2 separate regions of the Homo sapiens genome follow, and region 2 is linked to region 1. A link is a loop called in an ENCODE intact Hi-C map of the cell type or tissue named here. Cell type or tissue: ascending aorta. All regions are shown on one strand. Each heading gives the region's core, and the rest is flanking DNA. Links, peaks and the distances in the headings are about the cores only.

What was found. A loop is a pair of places that touch in the nucleus more often than their neighbours do. Peaks named below come from ENCODE experiments on the same cell type or tissue, not always from the same donor. Only the 100,000 strongest peaks of a DNase experiment are listed, where the experiment ranks them.
Region 2: it touches region 1 in a loop (2.2-fold over the local background); 2 of 110 quality-filtered maps call a loop at or near these places.

What each region holds. Positions count from the first base shown.
Region 1 is chr12:55,717,911-55,726,193 of GRCh38, forward strand. BLOC1S1 (biogenesis of lysosomal organelles complex 1 subunit 1) reads left to right here. Exons shown (of 4, transcript NM_001487.4): 3 at 1,181-1,313; 4 at 1,589-1,793. The coding sequence ends at 1,699. It overlaps RDH5 (retinol dehydrogenase 5), which reads left to right and starts at 2,483. Exons shown (of 5, transcript NM_002905.5): 1 at 2,483-2,607; 2 at 3,243-3,584; 3 at 3,779-4,037; 4 at 5,976-6,139; 5 at 6,412-6,795. The coding sequence starts at 3,275. The coding sequence ends at 6,635. CD63 (CD63 molecule) reads right to left here. Exons shown (of 8, transcript NM_001780.6): 6 at 8,211-8,283; 7 at 7,903-7,986; 8 at 7,413-7,716. The coding sequence ends at 7,651. BLOC1S1-RDH5 (BLOC1S1-RDH5 readthrough) reads left to right here. Exons shown (of 6, transcript NR_037658.1): 3 at 1,181-1,313; 4 at 3,779-4,037; 5 at 5,976-6,139; 6 at 6,412-6,832. RefSeq lists enhancers at 31-80, 191-350, 2,918-3,546. In ascending aorta, for the core only: CTCF peaks have their summits at 3,250 (motif pointing left) and 6,879; DNase peaks (open chromatin) are centred at 2,361, 3,361, 6,892 and 7,241; H3K4me3 peaks cover 3,005 bases; H3K27ac peaks cover 7,695 bases.
Region 2 is chr12:54,423,969-54,432,289 of GRCh38, forward strand. It overlaps GPR84-AS1 (GPR84, ZNF385A, ITGA5 and GTSF1 antisense RNA 1), which reads left to right. Exons shown (of 4, transcript NR_120487.1): 3 at 3,889-3,957. Among named protein-coding and RNA genes, the nearest start is that of ITGA5, 8.9 kb to the left of the region's middle. In ascending aorta, for the core only: no CTCF peak of the experiment used is centred there; DNase peaks (open chromatin) are centred at 3,473, 4,257 and 4,713; H3K4me3 peaks cover 2,737 bases; H3K27ac peaks cover 8,000 bases.

The sequences.
Region 1 (8,283 bases), core at 1-8,000:
CCTACCCGACCCTTGACAGTGACCCAGCTGTCTCCCAAAAAGAAGGAACAGGGTCTGCCCTCCCATTTCCTCCCTCCCACATTGGCACCTCCTGGGCTCTGCTGTGCCCATCATTTGTGAGATTGGCCCAGGCCTTTCCCTCTTCTTTTCCTTTGCTAGATGCCACCCCACTTTCAGCTTAGAGGGCAGCTAAGCCAAAGCCAGATTAGAAAGGGTTTTGTGTTGCTGCCCACGCCTCCTCTCATTCCCCGGAAAGGAAAACAAAGGCTCAGTCTATCTTGGCCCCTGTCAGGTGTCCTGCCCACTCCCTCAGCCCCCACCAACCCCTTCCCCGCTCCAGCCCCCACACATTCCAGTGGGTGGGGGCACCGGATGTGGAATCTCCTGGCTGAGTAGAGCTCTGGGGTGGGAAGTGAAAAATTCAACAGCCAATAAAGGAGAACAATTATTGCAGGGGTTGGGGAGGGCAAAAAACACTGGCAGAAGGTTGGGGACACCAACCCCATGGTAGTAATGGTAACCACAGCCCATACCTTGATTGAAAAGAAAAACTAGTGCCTAAGGCAGAAGGGAGGGAGAGCATGTGTGTGTGTGTGTGTGTGTGTGTTTGTGTGTGTTCCTTGATCTGTGTGGGCAAAAGCGAAGGCTTGGGAGAGCAACTGAGAGCCGAGAAGAAACCCCTGGGATACCCTCTTTTGACCCAGGGTTCCTGGGGAGGGGGTTTGTACTCCCATCCTAACCCGGCTTCAGGGAGGGGCCCAATTTCCCTCTCCAACTTCTTGCATAGATCCCTAGGCTTCCAATCACTGCCAGATGTGTTCCTCCTGCTGGATTTTCCCAGTTTTTCCATGCCCCTTTTTCCCTCCCAGCTTTTTCCTCAGGGATATCACCCCAGGTTTTCCCTCCCTTCCCCCACTCAGCTGCAGGAACTCCTTTTTGGGGTTTGGAGCTGGTATGTTTCTAGTCAGCTCCGAGCTTGGCTCTCCTGGGAATCCTGGGAGTGAAAGGAAGGAGCTGGGTTTATTTGCATGTACTGGTAGTCATTTGCATCACATCCAAAAATGGCCAAAATTATGAGCCCTGATTCTTGGCTGAACTCCCACTGCTGCAATGGAATATTAGTCCCGGAGACCACCCCCAACTAGCTGGAGCTGATCTCCTCCCTCCTCCAACCCCCCAGTGTGGCCCAGGCCTACATGAACCAGAGAAAGCTGGACCATGAGGTGAAGACCCTACAGGTCCAGGCTGCCCAATTTGCCAAGCAGACAGGCCAGTGGATCGGAATGGTGGAGAACTTCAACCAGGCACTCAAGGTGGGCCATACTCCCTACCTCACCACCCCAATCCTGGGCCCCCATTGGCTGCCTCCAGTCAGGTTACCTCAGGTTTAGGTTAAGGAGGAAGTAGGGTGGTCCCAGAAACCCCATCTATAGCCCCAGTGTCAGAAAAGGTAGAGAAAGAAAGAAAAGCAGTTGGTGGGTCCAAGTAAAGCCTTTTCCAGGAGATGAATAAAACGTATTCCCCAGACTGGAAGCCATACTCTACCCATTCTGATTCCTGGGCTCCCACCTCCTCTCCCCCTTCCCAGGAAATTGGGGATGTGGAGAACTGGGCTCGGAGCATCGAGCTGGACATGCGCACCATTGCCACTGCACTGGAATATGTCTACAAAGGGCAGCTGCAGTCTGCCCCTTCCTAGCCCCTGTTCCCTCCCCCAACCCTATCCCTCCTACCTCACCCGCAGGGGGAAGGAGGGAGGCTGACAAGCCTTGAATAAAACACAAGCCTCCGTTTCTCTGTGGTGTGTTTCAGAGAGCTACTAGCTCCAGTGTCGGGGGTGGGAGTGGAAGGTTCAAAGGTGGTTTCCCTGAGGGACAGGTACCTTTTGGGGAGAGGGTGGAACTAGCTTCCTCTTACTATCCCAACTCTCTTCTCCTCCATGGCCCTTGTGCAGGTGTCTGTTAGGCAAGCAGAGGGTGGGAGTTCCCATCCCTCCTGAGAGAAGGTCCTAGTAGCCCTGCCCCAAGCTTCCTAATTCAGGACTTGTTTCCTACAGAAGAGAAACAAGGCAAGGTACAGGCCTGGTCCCCAGCTCTGGCTTTCTGCCTCTCCACGTGCTCATGGCCTCTCCCAGGCTAACTCTAAGCAGTGTCATGAGTCTGAGCCAGGTGGGAGATTAATTCCTGGGGGCACTTCAGGGCTGAGAAGGGGGAGGAATGACAGGTCCAGTAACCGTTACCAACAGAGCAGTGCAGCTGCCATCCTTGACAGCTCCCTCCTCCTTGGAGACCATGACATAGATGGTCAGGAACCCAGGCTGAGAAAGACAGCCAAGGGGTGGGGGGAGCCTAGGCAAATCTGGCCTCTGCCAAGTCCTGGCTTCAGCCAGGCAAGCTCCAGCCTCCCTGGCTCCTCCTCCTCCTCAGTCCTATCCCCACCCTGTCACACATACACTTAATACGCCTGGCATCCAAGTCCACCCACTCCGGACTTTGGCCTTAGCAGTAGTTAGTGTGGGAGGCTGGGAAGACTGGGAGCAGTCTCTTAAACAAAAGCAAAAGAATAAGCTTCGGGCGCTGTAGTACCTGCCAGCTTTCGCCACAGGAGGTAAGTGGATACTGGGAGCTGGGGGAACTGAGAAGACTAGCCAGATATTACATGTATTGCCAACTCAAAACTTTCAGCTTTTAACATGCTTCCTCACACATTATCCCCTTTGATCCTCCACAACTCTGAGGTGGACCTGGTGGGTCTTAGCCCCACTTGGTAGATGAGAAAATAGGTTGAGAGAGACAGTGAGATGCTCAGTATCACACAGCAAACCTCTTGGCCCTATACATCATTCCAAACACAAGACCCAGGTTGCATATAGAAGGTTCAGTGTCCCTGGTTTAGAAGGAGAGGTGGTGTGAGGCAAGCAAGAAGATGCCTCTGCTGCACTCCAGCCTGGGCGACAGAGTGAGACTCCATCTCAAAAAAAAAAAAAAAAAAAAAAAGATGCCTCTGCTCCATACAGCAGGTCTGTACACAGGATCTGGCTCATGTGGTTTTAGTTAAGTTAGCCACAAATACAGGGTCTGCCCACATCTTTGCTTTGAACAGATGAGCCATGGTTGGCCAATTATCTGCCAACCAGATAATTTCTCAATATGCTCACACCAGATGCTTCCAGCTAGGGAGGGTATTAGGGGAAAGGGCTTGAGGGCCACAGTAAACTGGACAAGTTTTTCTGCCCAGCCTAGGCTGCCACCTGTAGGTCACTTGGGCTCCAGCTATGTGGCTGCCTCTTCTGCTGGGTGCCTTACTCTGGGCAGTGCTGTGGTTGCTCAGGGACCGGCAGAGCCTGCCCGCCAGCAATGCCTTTGTCTTCATCACCGGCTGTGACTCAGGCTTTGGGCGCCTTCTGGCACTGCAGCTGGACCAGAGAGGCTTCCGAGTCCTGGCCAGCTGCCTGACCCCCTCCGGGGCCGAGGACCTGCAGCGGGTGGCCTCCTCCCGCCTCCACACCACCCTGTTGGATATCACTGATCCCCAGAGCGTCCAGCAGGCAGCCAAGTGGGTGGAGATGCACGTTAAGGAAGCAGGTAAGTATGGTAGACCACCAGGAATATGGTGTGGGGTGTCCTGATCCCCACAGTCACCCCAGGAGTCACCTGCAAGGGCTGTGGTAAGCTAAAGGGACAATTTGAGGAGAAGCAGTTTTCAGATGCTCCCAGGAAGAAGAGGGAGCTGTGGGAGTGCCTCACCTACCCCCAGCATCCTTTTCATCTCCCCACAGGGCTTTTTGGTCTGGTGAATAATGCTGGTGTGGCTGGTATCATCGGACCCACACCATGGCTGACCCGGGACGATTTCCAGCGGGTGCTGAATGTGAACACAATGGGTCCCATCGGGGTCACCCTTGCCCTGCTGCCTCTGCTGCAGCAAGCCCGGGGCCGGGTGATCAACATCACCAGCGTCCTGGGTCGCCTGGCAGCCAATGGTGGGGGCTACTGTGTCTCCAAATTTGGCCTGGAGGCCTTCTCTGACAGCCTGAGGTGAGGGGTACAGGGCTCTGGGTTCCAGGACTAACAGCAGCCCACTCAACAAACGTGGGCCAGCAGAGGTGGTTAAGATACAGCACATTGGAATAGTTAAGAAGAGACAGTTTAGGGCTAGACTTCATGGGTTCAATGAAGTCTACCCTTATGTAAGCTTTGTGACCATAAGTAGATTACTTCTCTTTACCCATTTTTAACGTGTTTGTTTTTTGTTTTTTGAGATGGAGTCTTGCTCTGTCGCCAGGCTGGAGTGCAGTGGCGCGATCTTGGCTCACCACAATTTCCACCCCCGGGGTTCAAGCGATTCTCCTGCCTCAGCCTCCCGAGTAGCTGGGACTACAGGCATGCGCCACCATGCCTGGCTTATTTTTGTATTTTTAGTAGAGACAGGGTTTCACTATGTTGGCCAGGTTGGTCTCAAACTCCTGACCTCGTGATCCGCCCACCTCAGCCTCCCAAAGTGCTGGGATTACAGGTGTGAGCCACCACGCCCGGCCTTGCCTCTCGTCTTTAAACAATAAGGTTCAAAGTTCCGTGGGAGCACAAAGGAGACATGATGAGGACAACGGGAGTAGGGCCTGAGTTTTTTTTTGTTTTTTTTTTTTTAAGCGTTTTGCTCTTGTTGCCTAGGCTGGAGTGCAATGGCGAGATCTCAGCTCACTGCAACCCCTGCCTCTCAGGTTCATGTGATTCTCCTGCCTCAGCCTCCCGATTAGCTGGGCTTACAGGCACGTGCCACCACTCCCAGCTAATTTTTTTGTATTTTTAGTAGAGATGGAGTTATACCATGTTGGCCAGGCTGGTTTTGAACTCCTGACCTCAGGTGATCCACCCGACCCGGCCTCCCAAAGTGCTGGGATTACAGGCATGAGCCACCACACACGGCCCAAGGCCTGAGTTCTTAGCAGGAGTATAAGGCGCCTAAGCTTAGTCTACCTTCTAAGGAAGCCTGCGTTTGTCACCATCACTCAGCAAATAACCTGAATGTCTCCTGTCTCTCAGCCTTAATTTTTCAGGCAGCATCATGGGACACATACTTTTAGTTTTGAGACAAGGCCTTGCTCTCACCCAGGGTGGAGTGCAGTGGTGCAGTCACGGCCCACTGAACTTCAAACTCCTAGGCTCAAGCAGCTCAAGCGATATCCGCCTCAGCCTCCTGAGTAGCTGAGACCACAGGCGCGTGCCAGCATGCCTGGCTAGTATTTTTTTACAGATGGGGTCTTGCTGTGGTGACCAGACTTGTCTCCAACTCCCGGCCTCAAGCGATGCTTCCGCCTGGGCCTCCCAAAGTGTTGGGATTATAGGTGTGAGCCACTGCATACTGGAACACATACTTTATACTTGAATTTTTTTTTATCCCCTTCCCTCCTGCTCCTTACCTATACTTGGATTTCTACATCTGTGCCAGGGCAGTGGGATGTATCCCCACTTTCCCCATCAGCTTACCCTCCAGCAAATACGAGACTATACCCTTCAATATCCAGCACTCAGGGCTCAACCATGTGTTTTGGGAGCAAGGGAATGGGGTTCCTCTAGGTCAGGAATCGGCAAACTCAGTACTCAAGCCAGATCTGGCCAGCTGCCTACAAGCTGATAATGGTTTTTTTTATTTTTAAATGGTTACATTGTAAACTGTTATATAAGTACCTGATAATATCATTAATTTTGTTTCTTGGCCTGCCATGCTTAAAATATTAACTCTCTGGCCCTTTAAGAAAAAAACGTGCTGACCCCTGCTCTAGATCAAAGAAAACAAACCTCAAAAATACTTTCCTCCCTCTACCCCACTTGACCCTTGTCCCGGGGCAGTAGGCATCTCCGTCAAAACTCTTGTCCCTGGTCTGTGGTAACTTTCTCAGCTCCCCAACCCATGTCCCTCAAAGTCCCCTCCCTATAGGGCAAGAACCCAGCAACTTCGCTCTGCCCCGACTCTAGGCGGGATGTAGCTCATTTTGGGATACGAGTCTCCATCGTGGAGCCTGGCTTCTTCCGAACCCCTGTGACCAACCTGGAGAGTCTGGAGAAAACCCTGCAGGCCTGCTGGGCACGGCTGCCTCCTGCCACACAGGCCCACTATGGGGGGGCCTTCCTCACCAAGTGTGAGTAGCCAGGCCCACACAGGGGCACATGAAGGGAAACAAGTACCAGAAAGGCCAGTCCTGCATAAGCCTGCTAGGAGGTGGGTGGGGCACCCAGGGCAGGGTTGAGGGTGAACAGGATGTTACAAGAGTGCCCAGGCCATGTGGAACCTGCCCACTCCCCACACTGAGGAGGGGACTGAGGGTGACAAGCCCAGGGCCCCAGAAGACAGTACCTAAGATGGGCTGGAGTGAGGAAGGGAAACTGATTGCAACCACCTATGGGGCTGCAGACCTGAAAATGCAACAGCGCATCATGAACCTGATCTGTGACCCGGACCTAACCAAGGTGAGCCGATGCCTGGAGCATGCCCTGACTGCTCGACACCCCCGAACCCGCTACAGCCCAGGTTGGGATGCCAAGCTGCTCTGGCTGCCTGCCTCCTACCTGCCAGCCAGCCTGGTGGATGCTGTGCTCACCTGGGTCCTTCCCAAGCCTGCCCAAGCAGTCTACTGAATCCAGCCTTCCAGCAAGAGATTGTTTTTCAAGGACAAGGACTTTGATTTATTTCTGCCCCCACCCTGGTACTGCCTGGTGCCTGCCACAAAATAAGCACTAACAAAAGTGTATTGTTTAAAAAATAAAAAGAAGGTGGGCAGAAATGTGCCCAGTGGAAGGCTGACCCCATTTAAGTGCCAACTACTCCAAACCGACATGCTCACGGTCTCTGGCCTGTTCAGTCCCTGCAAAACAGCTAGCACCCACAGTGGGGCGCCAGGGAACTGCCTCACATCTACAGCTGCACGTCGGGGAGTGGCCATCAAAGGGCACTTTAATACATTTCCCTTATTTTCTGAAGGGGAGTAAGGTTGCAATTCAGTGTCTGTACTGGGAATGGTCTTCATATTTCTTGGGGGAGAAGAGCAGGTGATGAGGGTTCTGGGCCAGGCTGGGTGGCTTCCATGGAAGAAAAGGCAATATTCACATAAATTCTCCTGCTAAGGACACTGACCACACAGGTGTCAAGGCAACTTATCATACTTCGAAAGGAGCTGGATCCCTTGAGGATTGGCCAGGAAGGGAGGTGCTGGGCCCTTAGCGGTGCACAGAAGGCCAGGAAGATGTCCAAGGCAGATGGGGGCTGGGCTCTCGCAGGTGGGACCTTTCTGGGGAGCTGCTTTGACTTATGCAGCAGATGGCTTCATGAATGTTCATAGTGAGCCTGGCAGCATAAGACTAGGGGGCAGAAAGCACCACAGTCTCTGGATCCTCACTTCTCCCACTGCCTGCCCAACCAACACCTTCGCAAAGTCCTCCTTTCCCAAACACCCCCCAAAATAGACCTCGAAGTACACATGCATTAAGGTCCCAGAGGACAGGGAACATCAGTAAGGAAAGGAAGGAATCAAGCATCACTCTAAGACAAACTCAGACCATCTCTTTTCGGTCTGAAAAAATAATCCGTTTAATTGAAAAACCTGGAGGATACTATTCCACTCCCCCAGATGAGGAGGCTGAGGAGACCAGACCCCTACATCACCTCGTAGCCACTTCTGATACTCTTCACGAGGCAGCAGGCAAAGACAATTCCCAAAACCTAGAAGGAAAGATGGGGACAGGGGTGGAGAGGAGTCAGAAGGGCTAGCTACCTCAGACCCATGCAAGAGACTCCAAACACACACTCCCAGGCCAGTACCTCCTGTTCAGCACCCTCCTCCCCTCAGCCCCTTCCCTCCAGGCACCCTGGACAGAGTCCCAGCCCCTGCTCAGGGTTATCTCTTACCTCGACAAAAGCAATTCCAAGGGCTGCTGCAGCTACCACCAGCACATTTTTCCTCAGCCAGCCCCCAATCTTCTCCACACAGCCCTGAAGGTGGCAGGCACAAAGGACAAAAGCACCATCAGAAACTTCCCACCCCAACCCCCTCCCTTGGTCCATCAGTCTCTTCCCTGCCCCTGTACCTTTCACCCCACCCTTAGCATTTCCAGATCCCCTCCCCATCCCTGACCCTGTCCACCTCCATCCTGGGTCTCTTGCATTCTAAAACATTTCCCAGGTTTCCCAAGTCCCATACACAGTCTCCTCCCTACCTCCTTATGGATCGCCTTCTCGTTGAAATTAATCCCACAGCCCACAGTAACATTAATGCAGCAGGAGTCGGGG
Region 2 (8,321 bases), core at 309-8,308, 1.3 Mb before region 1:
GAGTTTTTCCAGGCGAGACTAGGTTGGAGAGGCACATGGAGACAGGGACTAGGGGATGGGCACTGACAGGAAAGGAGCAGAGCTAAGAGGACACTGGGATACAAGATATAAGACCCAGGAATCCAGATTAAGCAGATCAATGGGAAGGAATTTCCCCCACTCTTGCTAATGTCTTCTCTTCCAAAAGTTCTTCAGTTTTTCTTATTTATTTATTTATTTATTTATTTATGGCATATTTAGAGGCACCAGAATGCTATGGCAAAATGTAACAACCCCAGATAGGAAGTTAAAAGGAAAATAAGATCCTCTGGGGTGTCCTAAGCATTGACCTCATTTTATTTGCTTACTCATGCCACCCCCATGACTTTCCTTTCTCTCCCCTTTGCTGCCTTGTACCTACCTCTGGAGAGGAAAGGGGTGCCTGAATCTTCTCAGCTCAAAGGCCTGGCAGTCAGAGGAGAGAACCATCCGGGGTGGGAGCTGTGGGTGGGAGTGTCAGCTTCTTGGGATGGCCTTCCCAGATGTAAGCACATCTGGAGCCCATCAGGAAGGGACCTGGAGCACCAGGATTCCCAGTGCACATCCGATTGGGGCTATGAGGGGTTGAGGATGAGCCAGGCGTTCCCTCCCACCTCCACAAGTCTGCCTGCCATTTCCAGCCCTCTCTTGGGAAGGATTATCAATCCCAGACAGAAAGGGCATTGGAAAGAGGTTGGGGAGGAAGGCAGGAGGGCCACCGATTGCACTCCAAACCCAGACATGCTATGTTACTAGCTTCAGCTCTTTCTGGCTTTATAGAGATAACAGCATCTCTGATCAGGTAGGAATCAGGGTGTGTGTGTGTATGTGTAGAGCATAGTGTGCCATTAGTCCTTAACACAATGGCACAAAGTTGGGGATGGGGCACAGCATGTCCCTCTCCTTGCTTTTCATAAGTCTTCCTCATGAGCTCTCTGGACCTCTGGCGCTCCTCATCTCTCTACCTCCAAACACATACACTCCTTCCTTGGCTGCAAATTCCTCCCTGTCCATCATCACCTCACAATGAGCACATTTGTTTTCCAGAGATCATGTACAGGGCTAAGAATAGGTCCATCCCCTTGCCTTTCTCTTCAGGGAGAGCTAACCTGTTGGGGTGCTGAACTAGGGGATAAGTGGGGTTTACAGAAATTCCTGCAAAGGTTCCAAGTGTCCCCAGCAGCCAGTGCATAAAAGTAAAATGGAGAGTCTCTGGGGCTGAGATTTATGAGCCCAGTAATATGGAGCACTCCTGGGAAGCAGAGCCCCCTCCTTTTCTTCCAGAGCTATAACTTGAGGAGGAACAAAGCCTTAGAAGATTCTTAACCCCTGGACTCCAAGGTTGAGGCTTACTAAATTGAGATAATAGTATAAAAGAAAGTAATGTTGTATACAGTTTATACATTCACAATTCACAAGTGATTACTTCTGGGTCTAATGTACAAAAATATATTGGACTTCCTACCTTACCTGCAGTAAAGGTTGAATTGCATTCTGTCCTTTGAATACCCACACCCCCGACCTCTGGCCTCAGTCCTTGATTGGACTTCAAAGCCCTAAGGGAGAAGCCAAGAGGAGGAGCTTTCTGACCCTTCAGTTTATATTCCTTTCAACAGATGTCCAGCAGTTGGGAGGTTGGGTACCCTCTTCCAGTCTCTAATCTACATGTGGCTAGAGGGTTCCAGATGACAGAATTGTGGAACTGGGAGGTAGGGCTAGGGCTTCCAGGTCTCTGAGATAGAAAAGGGGTGTGTGATGAGATTGACCTGGGAAGAAGAGAAGTTTGGGGTTTGATTAAAGGGCTGGGTGCCTAGGAACAGGAACGGTGGGATGGCACTCCAAGCTTTCACCTCTAGGGAGAGTGGCCCTCCCTTCAGGCCACACTCTTCCATCCAGTCGGCCAGGGCTGGCCACACCCCCACAGCTGGCTGGGAAATCTCAACCCTACCCCTCTCTACAAGCCAATTGCTTACAGATGTTCTAGGAAGGGGGGTTGTTGAGAGGAGGAAGGGCAGGATAGGGGTAAAGGGAAGGAAAACTCAAGGAAAGAGGGAAGACTCATGGAAGGGAGAGAAGAAGTTATGGCCAGGTGGGGAAGCCTGTCAGATGGTGAAGAAGTCAGAGAGAAAGAAACAGTTGAAGAAAGAAAGAGAGAAAATGAAAAAAGGGTCTCATTTTCCCCTGAAATCCACCCTACTCTTTGCAGGCAAATTAATCTTCCTAAACCAAGGCTCTGATGATGTTACTTCTCAGATCAAAACCTTTCATGGCTCCAACATTTTAACTACTAAAGATCTGTCTGCTCTAAGATTCCTAGAATTGTGCAAGGGACATTAACTAATAAGTGCCATTGATCTAAGTAGTATATATTTTTGAGTGCTTACTATGTATAAAGCTCTGTGGGCTATGCTGGGGAGAAAAAGGAGGGAGAAGGAGGGGGAAATGGGTGAGGTTGGAGACATAAATAAGAGCAAAGAGGTAGACAGAGAGGGTTCCGCGAGAGGAAAAGACAGAGGGGCAAGGGATTGGTGAAGGAGAAGGGGGTGGAGGAACCAGGAAGGAGGATCCTAGAAAGATGGTAGGAGAGAGGAAAGGAGAAAGGAAAGGGGAAGCGCATAATAGAGATGGGGGACAGAGGGAAAGGAACGTGAGGAGAGGGAGGGCAGGGGTGCAGAGTCATGGAGAGTGGGAAATATACTTTGGAAGACTGGATGGAGAGACTAATCCTTTCCTCCTGCCAGGTCAGGAACTCTTCATTGGCCAATGAGAGGCAGTGTAACACTGGTCTGCTCCTTCCTCTGCCACCCCCAGCTTCCCATTTAGGACCCAGCTTTCTATGTCCTTTGTCATTTTGGGGTCATTGAGTTGAATCTATTCTTGAGTTCCCTGCCCTCCCACTCCCACCCCGGGGGACCAATTTCTGAAGTCATCTTCCCCCCACTTATTACACTGCAACCTAGTCTCCCTTGTCTTTTTTGGTCCATCTTTGGATTTATTTCCCTGAAGTGGGTGGGCAGGAATGAAGCAGACTAGAGGTGCTTCCAGATCTGTTCCGCCCTTCATCAGTGTCCACCCTTCCCCTCTGAACCAGTCCAAGACTGCGACATTTGTGTCAGAAGTCCCTTTGGCCCCTTTCCTGCTCCTGAATCCCTGGAGTGGTATTTGGAGGTGGGAGGAGGGGTAAGGTCCGAAGTGGAAAGTCTGACGCTGAGTCCAGGCCCCCAGCCCCACTCAGACTGGCTGAGCTCATCTCTCCAAGCAACCGCAGCTGGACATTTTCCATGTGATCACCTCAGGGAGGGGGGCTGGGTTCCAGAAACCCAGACAGAGTTGACTGAGTATCACAGCTTAGGAACAGAGCACCCTCAGGTGCCTCCTCTCCGCCTTCTCCTGTGTTTTGCATGGGAAAGCCCTGGGGGAGTAGCAAGGAATGGAGAAACAGACCTGGAGAAGGGCCAAAGCTGGAATATATTTTGGGCCCAAGTTGACCCAGGTTTCTACATCTTTCCCATGTTCACCATTTGTGCTGGCCAGGCTGGGAAAAGATCCTGTGTGATGTGAATGTGCCTGTGAGGTGAAAATCTCCCTCTCTGTGTGTGTATGGTCTGAAAACCTGAACATGCTTGTGTTGGTGTATTTGCATGGGTGGGGTATCTGTATCCTGATCTGTCAATAGGCTAAAGTTGGGGGTGTGTGTGTGTGTGTGTGTGTGTGTGTGTGTGTGAGGTGTGATTGCCCCTGCTCTCTTGCCAGTGCAGTGGGAGGTGAGATAGCAGTTTGGGGAAGAGGGCTGCCTGTTCTTACAACTCTCCCAACCCTCCCCACTACCACATCCCTTCCCAAACTCATGGTGTTCTCTTTCAACTGCAGATACTGGAGGGCCAGAGAAAGCAAGCTTGAAACAGAGAGGAACGGGTCACTTTGGTGGAGGAAATTGGGGTAAGGGAGCTTCTGGAACTGGCTAACATGGGAGTGATCATCTAGCTATTGATGCAGGGGCTGCTGTGAGAATAGCCCCGGCCTCTGCCATGAAGGCTGCTGAGCTGGAAGCTTTAGAGGGCGTTTCGTGTGGGTCTCTGCACTCCTTTCCCTACTCTGCCCTGGGCCTGAGATGTCTGGACAGGCTGGAGGAGGTTGGTGGAGAGGCAGGGAAGGGTATGGGCAGGAAGCACTTGGCTGTTTGTTCCCTCTCTTTCCTGACTCCTTTGTGGCAGCAGACTGGCTTCCTTCCTTCTCTCAGCATCTTGGCTCCCAGCTCATTTCCGCTTTTATGCCTTTAGTCTGGCTCTCAGCCTTGCACAGCGGAGTTTTTCCAAGCCGGGTCTTCTGGGCATAGGGACTCCTAGATGAGTGGGGCAGGGGCTGAGGAATGCAAATGAGATGTCAGTGTGCCCTTCCCTCAGCCCATTCAAAGTCTGTAGCCCTGGATTGAATGAACTGGAGGAGAAGCTTATTTGCCAGGGGATGGGAAGCAGAAACCCAGGTGTTTGGTTACCTGGGGCCTGCCTCTCCTTCAGCCTGAGATATGGAGAGAGCAGGGCTGGAAGGACTCCCTACCCCCACCTCAGCCTCGCTTCCCGCTCTGCGTCCCTACTTGGCTGTCCTTGCTTCAGTCTGCCCCTGCCCCACCTCCCACCTCCAGCTACTGCCCTACAAGTCAAGGAATGTAAGTTTTATTTCTCACCCTCTCATTGATTAGTCATGGGCACCCCGATCCCCACGGGAACCGTTACTCACCCTTGGGCCCCCCCTCACCAGCAGTCTCCCCAGAACTGGCTGGGTTCCTGTAGGAGGAGTTCACAGCCAGCCGTTGGACTTGGGGGGAGGTAGTGGGGGTTGTGGGTGGTGGGCAGTGTCCTGGAGACAGCCACTTTTGGAACAGTGGTTTGACCTTATTATGGCCCGGAAGCATGAGTCTCTCCCTCCTCCCAACACACACATATATACACAGAGACGTTGTACTCCTGGTTCTAGCTACTTTAATCACCATGGGTATTTTGTCAGAATAGGTGAGGTTGGGGTAGGGGAAGTGTCCTGTGACTGTCTGGAGAAGAGCCCAAAGCAACTGAACATTTAGTCTCTTCACTGGTGCTGGCTTTGGGGGCCAGGACTAGGGCCTGGGGCCTGCTCTTTGGACTTGGCTGAGTGCCCAGGCCTGGCCTCTGTCTCCCAGAATCAGACAGGGGCCTTTCCCAATAAGGAGCTTCCCAACTCTGGGTCCACTTCCCTGTTGCCCCCACCCCTTCTCCCCTCTAACAGTTCTTCTGCCCTAAAATGGCCACGTTTTGCCTTTCTTCCCTCCCCTACACCCAGGTTTGGGCCCCAGGGGTAGAGCTGGGGGTTGGATAAGGGTAAGACTGCACAGGGGCCAGATGGGCTGGTTTGGAGAAGGGTAATGAGATCCCAGGAAGAGAGAGGAACCGTGCCACATGACTCAGGTATGTATGGGGGGTGGAGGTGGAGGCACGGCTTCCTGGAGTTATTGTCTCTCCTATAATAATAATAGCTTATGCTTTATGCTATATAGTATGTGTTCTAAGAGCTTTATATGAATTAACTTATTTAATTGGCACTGCCCCTTTATCAGGGAGGTACTATTGACCTATTTTATAAGATGAGGAAACTGAGGCACAGACTTGCCCAAGGTAAGCAGAAGAGCTGGGATTCAAACCCAAGCAATCTAGCTTTACTTTAGGAAAGACCAGCCCACTACGTTTATCTTTGGAATGCTTGAGCCTCACTGGCAAAGGCAAAAGGAATGCCTTTATATGGGGTGGTCATGCTCACAGAAGCTGCTGGTCAAGTGTACCCCACTTTGGACCTAGGTGTTGGATTCAGACTAAACACTTTCAAAGAAAGCCATTGACCCATTCTTCTTTTTCTTTTTAAACTAATTGTTTGTAGGAACGGGGTCTCACTATGTTTGCCCAGGCTGGTCTCGAACTCCTCGGCTCAAGTGATCCTCCTGCCTTGGCCTCCTAAAGTGTTGGGATTACAGGAATGAGCCACTGCACTCAGCAACAAATTCATTTTTTAAAAACAAATCTAGGCAGGGCGTGGTGGCTCACGCCTGTAATCCCAGCACTTTTGGAGGCCAAGGCGGGCGGATTGCCTGATATCAGGAGTTTGAGACCAGCCTGGGCGACATGGTGAAACCTCGTCTCTACTAAAATACAAAAAATTAGCTGGGCATGGTGGCACATGCCTGTAATCCCAGCCGCTTAAGGAGGCTGAGGCACAAGAATTGCTTGAACCTGGGAGGGAGAGGTTGCCGTGAGCCAAGATCATGCCACTGCACTCTAGCCTGGGCGAAAGAGTAAGACTCTGTCTCAAAAAAACAAAACAAAAAACAAAAAAACCCCAAATCTATTGATCTATTGTTGAATGATATGCAAGTGACATACAGGTTAGCATAGAAGCCATCTAAGTGTGACTGGAGGTGGAGGAAGGGAGGAATGCAAGAAGGGGCAGAAATAAGAATTAGAGAAGACCCAGGAAAATATGGAAGAAGCCAGTAAGCCTGTATGTAGAAGGACTTCCTTGAGCGTTTCTCCAGCTTTTGCTCATGTTTTAGGCAGTTAAAAATAGTGATTTATTCTACTCACTGAGAGAGAGAAAGGAAGAAGGGGATGAGAATTCTTTTACCCTTGAAAGCACACAGGGACTCCCTGGGCTGGATCCAGGTACTTGACTTGGAAGTTCCAACTAGAGCAAGTCTGCCCTTCTTTGGCTCCCAATTTTGTCTTTCCTAAATCAAAGGAATTGGGCTAGGTGATCCTTGAGGTTCCATCTTACCCCAACACATTCAGATTCTCATACAGGAACTCAGGGGAAAACCAGGGTTGCGGCTGGAGTCCTTGTGTGGGGGCCAGGAATAAACAAATAATTGGTAACCAGGATGAGCTCAGTGATCTAGGGGAAAGGCTCTGTAGGGGGTGATGGGAAGGAAGCCAGGAAAGGAGAGACCAGACCCCAGAAAACTGAATGGAGCATGGACTCATTCATTCATGCAACCATGTACCTTCAGAAACTAAAACCTAGGGGCCGGGCGCGGTGGTTCACACCTGTAATCCCAGCACTTTGGGAGGCTGAGGCGGGTGGATCACGAGGTCAGGAGTACAAGACCAGCCTGGCCAACATGGTGAAACCCCGTCTCTACTAAAAATACAAAAATCAGCTGGGTGTGGTGGCGCGCGCCTGTAATCCCAGCTACTCGGGAGCCTGAGGCAGAGAATCACTTGAACCCAGGAGGCACAGGTTGCAGTGAGCCGAGATTGCACCACTGCATTCCAGCCTGGGTGACAGAGCGAGACTCCGTCTCAAAAAAAAAAAAGAAGAAGAAGAAAAAAAAAGAAACTAAAACCTAGGAATCTGAGCTTCCCATTCAACAAGGTTATAATGAGCCCATGGGCTCTGGATGTCTAGGAAGGGCAAACTCCCAGGTCCCTCCCCAATTTTTGAGGTATTACAGGAAAAAACAGCTAATAGTTATCAAGTACCAGGTATAGATCTAAGCATTTTACATATGCGACCTCATTTAACCTCAAAATAATACTATGAAGCAGCATTTTATATCTTTCAAATTGATTTCTTCATTTAATCCTCCTCAACTGCCCTCTAAAGTTAACAAGGGCATTTGACTGATGAGGAATCTTTGAAAGTGGGAAAAGATGAAACTAGATTTCTAGTAGAATTTTCTAAGTGGTAATGGTGGGAGCCCCTGCAAGGAGTTAGAGGATTCTCACTTCCTAGCAAGATCTTTTCTGACTCTAGGCTTCCAGATTGTGGGGGGTGGAGTGTGCTTTCCAGATCTTGATGAATGGCAGATAAAGATATGCATCAAGTTACTGATCAGGAGCAAGAAAATGGCACTCTGGTGTCTTTGAGAATGTTTCTAAGAAGTCTCTAGAGATAGAAACAATCACAGGATTGAGGATTACCTTAAATCTGCAAAGAGACCTTGACAGGCCAGAGGCAGAATTCTGAGTGAGTTAGCTCCCCTTTGTTTCTACCAACTGCTGGTCAGCAGCAGGAGAGAAGGAAATTAGATATATGGAGGGATTTATCTATTGTTTGGGGCTGATAGGAGAATCCTGCCTCCTGTGGGTAATAGTGAAGTTAATTCTTCTATCACTGTAATCAGCAGGAGTTAGAGGTGTGAGTGGTAGTGTTAGTGGAGAGGGGGGATGGTAGTGAGGATGGGCTTGCCTGGAAGACCTCTGACCAGCTAGAAGAGCCTGAGATTTTGAGGGGGAGGAGATAATTTGCCAGACGGGTACTTGCGGAGAGGGTCCAAGTGTTTG